Linked DNA regions of Homo sapiens: region 1 is linked to region 2. Evidence: read pairs that join two places in POLR2A ChIA-PET (ENCODE). Cell type or tissue: endothelial cell of umbilical vein. All regions are shown on one strand. Links, peaks and the distances in the headings refer to the core of each region. The heading gives the core; the rest is flanking DNA. Region 1 has its middle 14 kb from the start of YTHDF2. Region 2 overlaps EPB41 (erythrocyte membrane protein band 4.1).

Evidence for each region. ChIA-PET counts read pairs that join two places held together with the same protein. Peaks named below come from ENCODE experiments on the same cell type or tissue, not always from the same donor. Only the 100,000 strongest peaks of a DNase experiment are listed, where the experiment ranks them.
Region 1: POLR2A ChIA-PET joins it to region 2 with 11 read pairs; 5 of 35 experiments call an interaction of 5 or more read pairs at or near these places.

What each region holds. Positions count from the first base shown.
Region 1 is chr1:28,720,050-28,725,431 of GRCh38, reverse strand. No RefSeq gene overlaps it. Among named protein-coding and RNA genes, the nearest start is that of YTHDF2, 14 kb to the left of the region's middle. In endothelial cell of umbilical vein, for the core only: no CTCF peak of the experiment used is centred there; no DNase peak of the experiment used is centred there.
Region 2 is chr1:29,030,532-29,035,913 of GRCh38, reverse strand. It overlaps EPB41 (erythrocyte membrane protein band 4.1), which reads right to left. Exons shown (of 21, transcript NM_001376013.1): 9 at 2,669-2,821; 10 at 1-88. Among named protein-coding and RNA genes, the nearest start is that of TMEM200B, 91 kb to the left of the region's middle. In endothelial cell of umbilical vein, for the core only: a CTCF peak has its summit at 1,850 (motif pointing right); DNase peaks (open chromatin) are centred at 1,903 and 2,823.

The DNA of each region.
Region 1 (5,382 bases), core at 55-5,054, 310 kb after region 2:
CATGGTGAAATTCTGTCTCTACTAAAAATACAAAAAAAAAAAAAAAAAAAAAAAAAATTAGTGCCTATAGTCCCAGCTACTTAGGAGGCTCAGCCTGCTGAGATGGGAGGATCACCTGAGCATAGGGAGGTGAAGGCTGAATGAGCCACCATTGTGCCACTGCATTCCCGCCTGGGCGACAGAGTAAGATTGTCTCCAAAAAAAAAAAAGAAAAAGAAAAAGAAAAGTCCTTGATCTCACAGAGCTTCCATTGTAGTTGGAGGGAGAAAATAAACATACATCACATAAGTAAAACAGAGAAAAATAAAGCAAAGTAAAGAGAATAAAGGAAAACAAGAACCATAGTGCAGGGGGAGGTTACCATTTTTTATAGGGCGGGTATTAAGGAAGTCCTCTCTGATAAAGTAACATATGAACAGATACTTGAAGAAAATGAAGAAATAAGCTTTGCAGGCCAGGTGCAGGGGCTCACGCCTGTAATCCCAGCACTTTGAGAGGCCAAGGCGGGTGGATCACCTGAGGTCCGGGGTCTGAGACTAGCCTGGCCATCATGGTGAAACCCCATCTCTACTAAAAAAAAAAGTATGGAAAATTTGCCAGGCGTGGTGGTGGGCGCCTATAATCCCAGCTACTCGGAAGGCTAAGGCAGGAGAATTGCTCCAACCTCGGGAGGTGGACATTGCAGTGGAGATCGAGCCATTACACTCCAGCCTGGGCAACAAGAGCAAAACTCAGTCTCAAAAAAAAAGAGGTTGGGCGTGGTGGCTCACGCCTGTTATCCCAGCACTTTGGGAGGCCTTGATCACGAGGTCAGGAGTTCAAGACCAGCCTGATCAGCATGGTGAAACCCCCATCTCTACTGAAAATACAAAAAATTAGCCAGGCAGGGTGGCACGCTTGTAATCCCAGCTACTCAGGAGGCTGAGGCAGGAGAATCATTTGAACCCAGGAGGCAGAGGTTGCAGTGAGCTGAGATCGCGCCACTGCACTCCAGCCGGCGATAGAGCAAGACTCTGTCTCAAGGAAAAAAAAAAAAAAAGAAATAAGCTTTGCAGTTTTCTAGGGGAAGCGTGTCCTAAGAGATTATTGAATTTAAGAAAAAAAAACAAAGGCCAGGTGCAGTGGCTCATGCCTGTAATCCCAGCACTTTGGGAGGCCGAGGCAGGTGTATTACCTGAGGTCAAGAGTTCGAGACCAGCCTCACCAACATGGTGAAACCCTGTCTCTACTAAAAATACAAAAAAAAAATTACTTGGGCATGGTGGCACATGCCTGTAATCCCAGCTACTCAGAGGTTGCAGTGAGCTGAGATCACGCCACTGTACTCCAGCCTGGGTGATAGAGTGAGACTCTGTCTCAAAATAAATAAATAAATAAGCTTTGCAGTTTTCTGGGGGAAGCGTGTTCTAAGAGATTATTGAATTTAAGAAAAAAAAAGGGCTACCAAAATAAATATGTCTGCATGTCTGCATTTGTAATAGAAGTGGCAGGGTCTGTGAAGATGTCATGTCCTAAGACATGTGTCATTCCAGTCAAGTGTTACTATAAGGAAATGTGAACCCACTGTTGTCAAGCCTTCTGATGGTAGTTTATTTTTTGTTTTTTTATTCTTTTTTTTTTTTTTGAAATGGAGTCTTGCTCTGTTGCCCAGGCTGGAGTGCAGTGCAATGGCACGATCTCGGCTTACTACAACCTCCACCTCCCAGTTTCAAGTGATTCTCTTGCCTCAGCCTCCTGAGTAGCTGGGATTACAGGTGCACACCACCACGCCTGGCTAATTTTGGTATTTTTAGTAGAGAGGGTTTCACCATGTTGGTCAAGCTGGTCTTGAACTCCTGACCTCATGATCTGCCCACCTCGGCCTCCCAAAGTGCTAGAAGTACAGGCGTGAGCCACCGCGCCCAGCTGTTTTGTTTTGTTTTTGAGATAGGGTCTCACTCTGTCACCCAGACTGGAGTGTGGTGGTGCAATCATGGCTTACTGCAGCCTAGACCTCCCAGGCTCAAGTGATCCTCCCATCTCAGCCTTCTGAGTAGCTGGGAATACAGGCATGCCATCACCGCATCCAGCTAATTTTTGTATTTTTTTGTAGAGATGGGGTTCACAGTGTTGCCCAGGCTGGTCTCGAACTTCTGGCCTCAAGCAATGGTACCAACTGGGCCTCTCAAAGTGCTGGGATTACAAGCATGAGCCACCACACCCGGCCCCAGGAACGTTCATAGAGGCATTATTATAGTAGTCCGAACTGGAAACTACCCACCATTAGTAGGAAGGATCATTTGTGGCAAAGTCACATGTTCTTTTTTTTTTTTTTTTTTTTTTTTTGAGACGGAGTCTCGCTCTGTCGCCCAGGCTGGAGTGCAGTGGCGCGATCTTGGCTCACTGCAAGCTCCGCCTCCCGGGTTCACTCCATTCTCCTGCCTCAGCCTCCTAAGTAGCTAGGACTACAGGCGCCCGCCACCACGCCCAGCTAATTTTTGGTATTTTTAGTAGAGACGGGGTTTCGCCGTGTTAGCCAGTATGGTCTCGATCTCCTGACCTCGTGATCCGCCCGTCTCGGCCTCCCAAAGTGCTGGGATTACAGGCGTGAGCCACCGCGCCCGGCCAAAGTCACATGTTCTATGTAGCAATGAGAAAGAACCAACTACAACTTCAAACAACTTTATGGATTAATCTCAATAATGTTGAGTGAAGAAGAAAGCCAGTCACAAAGAGCTCAAAAAGAGGCAAAAGCAAGCTATAGTTTTAAAGAGGTAGGTAGTGGTTATCGTGGTAGGTGCGGTGCTGGTAATTTATTTCTTCTGATCTAGAAGCTGGTTTCATGGGTGTTGACTAGCCTTATCAAGTTGTAGAATTATGATTTGTATTCATTCGTGTATACATGTTCAATAAAAAATAAAAACACAACAAAAATGTAGGTCAGGCTGGGAGCGGTGGCTCAACGCCTGTAATCCCAGCCCTTTGGGAGGCCAAGGTGGGAGGATCACTTGAGATCGGGAGTTCAATTCCAGCCTGACCAACATGGAGAAACCCCGTCTCTAGTAAAAAATACAAAATTAGCCGAGCATAGTGGCGCATGCCTGTAATCCCAGCTACTTGGGAGGCTGAGGCAGGAGAATGGCTTGAACCCAGGAGGCGGAGGTTGCGGTGAGCCGCCATCGCGCCATTGCACTCCAGCCTGGGCAACAAGAGCGAAACACCGTCTCAAAAAAAAAAGAAAAAAAATGTAAGTCAGTCTTCAGGCTGAATCATGGCTGTGGGCATCCAGTTTGCTTTATAATGTATAGACATATTTAAGAAAACACCAGAGGGCCGGGCGTGGTGACTCATGCCTGTAATCCCAGCACTTTAGGAGGCCGAGGCGGGCTGATCACTTGAGGCCAGGAATTCAAGGCCATCCCGGCCAACATGGCGAAAGCCCGTCTCTGCTAAAAATACAAAAAATTAGCCGGGCGTGGTGGCGCATGTCTGTACTCCCAGCTACTCGGGAGGCTGAGGCAGAAGAATTACTTGAACTCGGGAGGTGGAGGTTGCAGTGAGCAGAGATCACGCCATTGCACTCCAGCCTCGGCAACAGAGCAAGACTCCGTCTCACAAAGGAAAAAAAAAAGAAAAAGAAAACATCAGAGACTTTTTAAATATTTTATTTTATTTTATTTTATTTATTTATTTTGAGACGGAGTCTCGCTCTCGCCCAGGCTAGAGGGCAGTGGCGCGATCTCGGCTCACTGCAAGCTCCGCCTCCCAGGTTCACGCCCTTCTCCTGCCTCAGCCTCCCAAGTAGCTGGGACTACAGGCGCCCGCTACCATGCCCGACTAATTTTTTGTATTTTTAGTAGAGACGGGGTTTCACCGTATTAACCAGGATGGTCTCGATCTCGTGACCTCGTGATCCGCCCGCCTCGGCCTCCCAAAGTGCTGGGATTACAGGCGTGAGCCACTGCGCCCGGCCCCTTTTTTTTTTTTTTTTAAAGTAAACTTTGAGGATGGGCGCGGTGGCTCACACCTGTAATCCCAGCACTTTGGGAGGCCGAGGCGGACGGATCACGAGGTCAGGAAATTGAGACCATCCTGGCTAACACAGTGAAACTCCGTCTCTACTAAAAATACAAAAACAAAATTAGCCGGGCGTAGTGGTGGGCGCCTGTAGTCCCGCCTACTTGGGAGGCTGAGGCAGGAGAATGGCATGAGCGAACCCGGGAGGTGGAGCTTGCAGTGAGCCGAGATCACACCACTGCACTCCAGCCTGGGCGACGGAGTCAGACTCCGCCTCACAAAAAAAAAAAAAAAGTAAATTTTGAAATCAGGTAAATTCTATGTGTGCTTTTCTTAAGAGTACCTCCTACAAAGCCCAGTGAGGAAGCTCTTTCTCTCTGGGTCCTAACTCAGCCTCATGTTTACCCTTATATGCAATCCAAACCTATTGTTCATTCTTGTTCTCAAACTAGAAAAATAAATCCATGTGTTTATGTAATTTTTTTTTTTTTTTGAGGCAGCGTCTCACTCTGTCACCCAGGCTGGAGTGCAGTAGTGTGATCTCGGCTCACTGCAAGCTCCGCCTCCCGGGTTCACGCCATTCTTCTGCCTCAGTCTCCCGAGTAGCTGGGACTACAGGCACCCGCCACCACGTCCGGCTGATATTTTGTATATGTATTGTTACTCATACTGGGCTGAAGTAAGTTACCCAGGAAAACAAGATATGTCTAAGCCTAGGGCCGTGGGCCAGGGGTAATCAATCAGGTGTAGAAGATGGGTTTTTAGAGTCCGTGTGTCTTGGGGGAACTTGCCTAACGCCACTATGCAAGCACATTGCAAAAGGGCTTCAATTCAGGTGACTAACGGTGTCAGCAAGGCTGTTGTAGTTAGTGAAGACTGCGGTCTAGGAATGTATGCTCAGGTTTGGGCCCTGGGGGTGGCATTCCTTTAGTTGGGAAAGATGATCATCTCAAGAGTTGAAAGAGTTACTGCCATGGCAGGAAGGCAAAAATACTAACATGGCAGAATTTGGGGACTAAATCATGGTTCCCAAAAGAGCTAGAGAGGAAGGATGATGTAGTGTGGATAGGGGAGTCTGAGGCAAGTAGAACCCTCTAGAGGAAGTCAAATTGCCTAACTCAGGGCTAAGAAAGGTGTTCCAGGACTTGGGAACGAAACCTGGAAAGGGCTCAAATAGGGCTGCCTAAGAATGGAAATTCTAGGGACAAAGAGTCCAAATCTTTTTTTTTTTTTTGAGACAGTTTCACTCTTATTGCCCAGGCTGGACTGCAATGGCACGATCTCGGCTCATCACAACCTCCGCCTCCTGGGTTCAAGCGATTCTCCTGCCTCAGCCTCCCAAGTAGCTGGGATTACAGGCATGCGCCACCATGCCTGGCTGATTTT
Region 2 (5,382 bases), core at 131-5,130:
TGTGATGTTCTACACAGACTTTCCATAATTTCTTAGCTGCTCGGTAACTGGGAAGTTTGAATCCGATGGTACTTTCATACTGCTCTTGCTACAAAAACACAAATAAACATGGGACATGAAGTATTACATGTGATACAGTACCAGATTACAGTGATACAGTACCAGAGAAATATGGTGCCACAGAAGAGGCCATTGTTACCAATTTAAGGACATAAAATGTCATTTGGAATTTTTTCCTACTTACTGAAAGAAATTCACTCACTGAGGGTGGCTTTTTCCAAAGCAAGAAAGCCAGGGAATGCATCTCATATAATTTAAGCTTTTTTTTTTTTTTCCAGAAAACACACACACATTCATTATACATTTTTCTGAGACACAATTAAGTCACCTCTTGATTGTCCAGACACTGCTTTTCCTTAGTCACTATCTGCATTTGGGACACTGTTCAATGAACAGGGAATGGGATATTGACCAAGTCCTCCAATCAATCAATATTATTATGCAATAGAAATTAGTAATAGGAGCTAAAGATTTTAGTTCAAGCCAGATTTTTAAATCAATTTTTTAAATTGACAAATAAAAATTGTACATACTTATCATCTACAACATGTTGTTTTGAAATATGTATACCTGCCAGGCACGGTGGCTTACGCCTGTAATCCCAGCACTTTGGGAGGCCGAGGTGGGCAGATCACAAGGTCAGGAGTTCAAGACCAGCCTGACCAACATGGTGAAACCTCATTTCTACTAAAAATACAAAAAAAATTAGCCGGGCATGGTGGCACGCGCCTGTAATTCCAGCTACTCAGGAGGCTGAGGTAGGAGAATCACTTGAACCTGAGAGGTAGAGGTTGCGGTGAGCTGAGATGGCGCCACTGCACTCCAGCCTGGGTGACAAAGCGAGACTTCTTCTTCCAAAAAAAAAAAAAAAAAAAAAAAACAACAAACAAACAAACCCAAGAAACACGTATACATTGTGAAATGGCTAAATTGAGCTGATTAACATATGTATTACCTGACACACTTATTATTTTTTTGTGGTGAGAAAACTTAAAATCTAGTCTCTTAGCAATTTTTCAAGAGAACAATACATTGTTATTAATGATAGTCACCATGTTGTACAATAGATCTCTTGAACTTATTCCTCAGATTCTTGAATCATTAAATATTTCTTTTTTCCTTTGATTGATCATTAATTTATCTAGATTCCTCTTATACTGAAGCAAAACATATTCTCCCAGGGTTACTAGAAACACTGTCCTGCTGACCTCTTGCCTCTTTATTTCTACTTTAAGCATATTTTATAAGATGGAAAGGAAACTGACATTTATTTTGAGTGCCTACTATTGCCAGTAACACTATGATTAGATAATATCATCTATATTTTTAGACATGAAGAAACTGAGGTCAGAGAAGTTATTTGCTCAGACTGACAGCTATGAAATGACAGAACCAGATTTTTACCCTCTTCACCATACCATGCCACTGCTAAATCATCTACTGCTGCCACAATACTTTTTCTCAAAATCCTGTTGTTCCTGATTGCCTTCTAAATAAGAATTCTACATTTTTAGAAGCTAAGGATTTCCCATTTTCATATTAACGTGTGTGAGGGATGAGATTCTAATTTGCTGTTATATTCCTAGTCCCTAGAATAGTGTCCAACACAGGAAAGCTCTCAATAAATATTTGTTGATTGAATAACTCTTGAATTTGAAATTTTAAGGGAAGACACTGACTGCTCTGTGCTAGGCATAGGTAAAATAATTATGGTACAAAATAAATGCTTCTATGGTAATCCCTATCCAAGATTTTTAAGGCTCCACATCCAGAATTTGCAGGCACAAATAATTAGCCATTATTCACCAGCAGATGGTGATATATACACACAAAAGCCACCTTAGGTTAGTATCATTTCCTATATAGAACTTACACAGCTGTCATCTCATTTGATCTTCAAATAACTATGATGGAGAAGGTATTATCCTGCCCAAATGACAAGGAAGCTGAGCCTTAGATTTGTCCAGGTCTTTTGCTTAGTATGTGGCAGAAAAGAAGTCAGAACTTTTTAAAAAACTTTAATTCCTACTTAAACAATTTTATGCTATTCCATAATGGCTCTTCAATACAAAAGTTAAATTTGGCCAGCATTAGTATATCCCCAAACCAACTAATAAATGAATTAACTGGTACAAAGTTGAACATCCAACTCTTATTAAAAATCTAGAACTTGGCCCTAGAACTCACTCTCAGTAACCACGAGAAGCTATGCATACAAATAAATTTTAATTATATGAGATAAAGGATTGGTGATGCCAAACATGAGTAATTTATCCCTATAAATAATTTTAAAATCTCATGCTACTCAATTTAAAAATATTTTTCCATTAAGTTTTTGCTTGGCGTAAACAAGGAACAAATGTATCAGTCCAAGTTTAACTTTTTGCAATGGTATATTTACTTACAAAAAGTGAAATGTCCAGAAGACCAGTAGTAAGGAAAAGAAGTAGCATCACAGGACTGATCAACTTAGAAAACGGAATTATCAGCCCTTCAATAGTTAACTATAGAGAGACTTCTCAGATGACTTAATAAGGAAAATGGAAATGTAGATATTTCAGATACAGACTGTGTCTGGTTTGGGAGGAAGGAAATATAAATTCTGTACCTCTCCAGGCCGAATCTTGATGAAAAAGCTACTACGTTTATAAGAAATCTTCAGCACTTTGGGCCAAGGGAAGCGGTTAATTCTCAGCTTATCTTTGTAAACCAGAAGGCCACTAGAGCAGACACCTAGGATGATATCTACTCCTTCCAAGTCCTGAAAAAGAAAAATGTTAGGATTTCAGTCTGGAGCAAAGTACTCAATACACTGTTGACTATTACTAGATAATCTGAAGATAACAACCAAAAACAGTTACAAAACATACAATGAAAAATAAAGCTCAGCCTAACAGTTATAATTTATGGACCTATTATGTTTAAATCAGCAGTCATGACTTCCTGGAGAGCAGGGCTTAGAGCTATGTATACTACCAAATATACACGCACAATTATTAATTCTTGTTTTTTTATGATAAAGTGTTAACAGCTCCAGAAATGATGTTAAATGTAGGAGTTGACTCTATTCCTATATAAACTCAGCATAAGACAATCTTAGGTTCTTAAAATTGATGTTAAGTATATTAAATTAAAAATATGATCCCTAAGTCAAGAAGTTACATTAAGGCACAATGAAATCATATTTATATGCCTCTTTATTAAAGACAACTTTAAAAAATTAAATATGTAATATTAATCATCTATGTCTATAATTCAAAGAAAATAAATTTCACCTAAGTTAGTCCCTACAGCTAACAGTTTGTTTAGCTAAGTAATCAAAACACAAAGTTAAATGCTTCTTGACTACTCTTTCCCCCAAAATGAGTATAGAGAAATATATTAGTGCCTACACGTGTTATAACAGAGAAGCAGGAATTACATACAGTTCCAATTCAGTGACTATGTAACTGAGAATTTCCCAGAAGATGCCCTCTTAAATTTTTAAAGCTTGTGGGTATAACTACATTTCACTTTGGAGAAACAATTTGCTTTACAATATTTGGGAAGGGAACATGCTGCCTGACTCCATCAATACCTGAATTGACACCAGCTTCCAGCAGGAATTGTGAAGCAAAATCTAACCATTTCAGTTTTAGAAACATACCTAATCTGATGTACTGATCTTCCTACAATATACTTTAGAGATTCATAGAAGTTGTAGTACCCAGCCCAAAATAATCCAGAACAACTTTTTTCTTTTTTTTTTTTTTTTTTAAGACAGAGTCTCAACTGTCACCCAGGCTGGAGTGCAGTGGTGCAATCTAGGCTCACTGCAGCCTCTACCTCCTGGGCTCAAGCAATCCTCCCACCTCAGCCTCCTGAGTAGCTGGGACCACCAAAGGCACGTGCCACCATGCCTGACTAATTTTTTGTATTTTCTATGGAGACGGGATTTCACCATGTTCCCCAGTCTGGTCTTGAATTCCTGAGCTTGAGCGATCGGCCGCCTCAGCCTCCCAAATTGTTGGGATTACAGGTGTGAGCCACCACGCCTGGCACTGGACCTCCCCAGCAACTTTAGTAGCTGAAGAAGAGAGAAGTAAGGAGACTTTCCTTAAGGATTCATTCTGTTAGGCTGTATTAGGTAGAACTAGGATTAAAGCTCAAGTTTCCAGGGCCCTACCCAAGTGGTTTTTGAATGAGCCACTGTGGTTCATTCAGTGTGCATCAGAACAACCTGGAGAACTTAAAATGGATTGCTGAGCTCCACCTCCAGAGAGTCTAACTCAGCAGGCCTGGGATGGGGCCTGAAATGTGCATTTCTAACAAGTTCCTAGGTGATGTTAAATGTTGCTGGCTCAGACACCATACTTTGAGAACCACTACTCTAGGCCAGTGGTTCTCAGATTCAGGCATGAATTAGAATCATTTGGGTGCTCATTAAACCAAGACATTCTAGAACCTCGCCTCCAAATTAATTCCATACATCTGAGAGAAGCTCAGGGATCTACATATTTAATGAACATCCTCAGTGATTCGATGTAGGTGATGCTGGCTGTGAAACAGGACTTGCTGCCCACTGCTCTATATTTTCAAATGTTACTGCATGTTAGGAAAATCAATTTCTTTTTCTCTAGGGGCTATCTTTTGATCTTAACAGTAGCTTGGATATGAAACTTTATTCTGAGGGTGGAATTGCTATGGGGCAAATTCAATTGATACAGTTGACTGATTTAACTGATACACTTAAAATGCTAACAAGAGGCCGGGCACGGTGGCTCACGCCTGTAATCCCAGCACTTTGGGAGGCCGAGGCGGGCGGATCACGAGGTCAGGAGATCGAGACCACGGTGAAACCCCGTCTCTACTAAAAATACAAAAATTAGCCAGGCGTGGTAGCTGGCGCCTGTAGTCCCAGCTACTCAGGAGGCTGAGGCAGGAGAATGGCGTGAACCTGGGAGGCGGAGCTTGCAGTGAGCCGAGATCATGCCACTGCACTCCAGCCTGGGAGACAGAGCAAGGCTCCATCTCAAAAAAACAAAACAAAACAAAAAAAAGCTAACAAGAAGTACTATTTCTCTCTCTTTTTTTTTTTTGAGACGGGGTCTTGCTCTGTCGCCAGGGCTGGAGTGCAGTGGCACAATCAGGGCTCACTGTACGCTCGATCTCCTGGACTCAAGTGATCCTCCCGCCTCAGCCTCCCCAGTAGCTGGGACTACAGGCATGAGCTGCTGTGCCCAGTCTACTATCTCTTTTGAATGTTTTAAAATACCCCAGATGTTGTTAAAAAGTATTATATGACACAGATGTGATACATACATAACAGACATGTATCATATA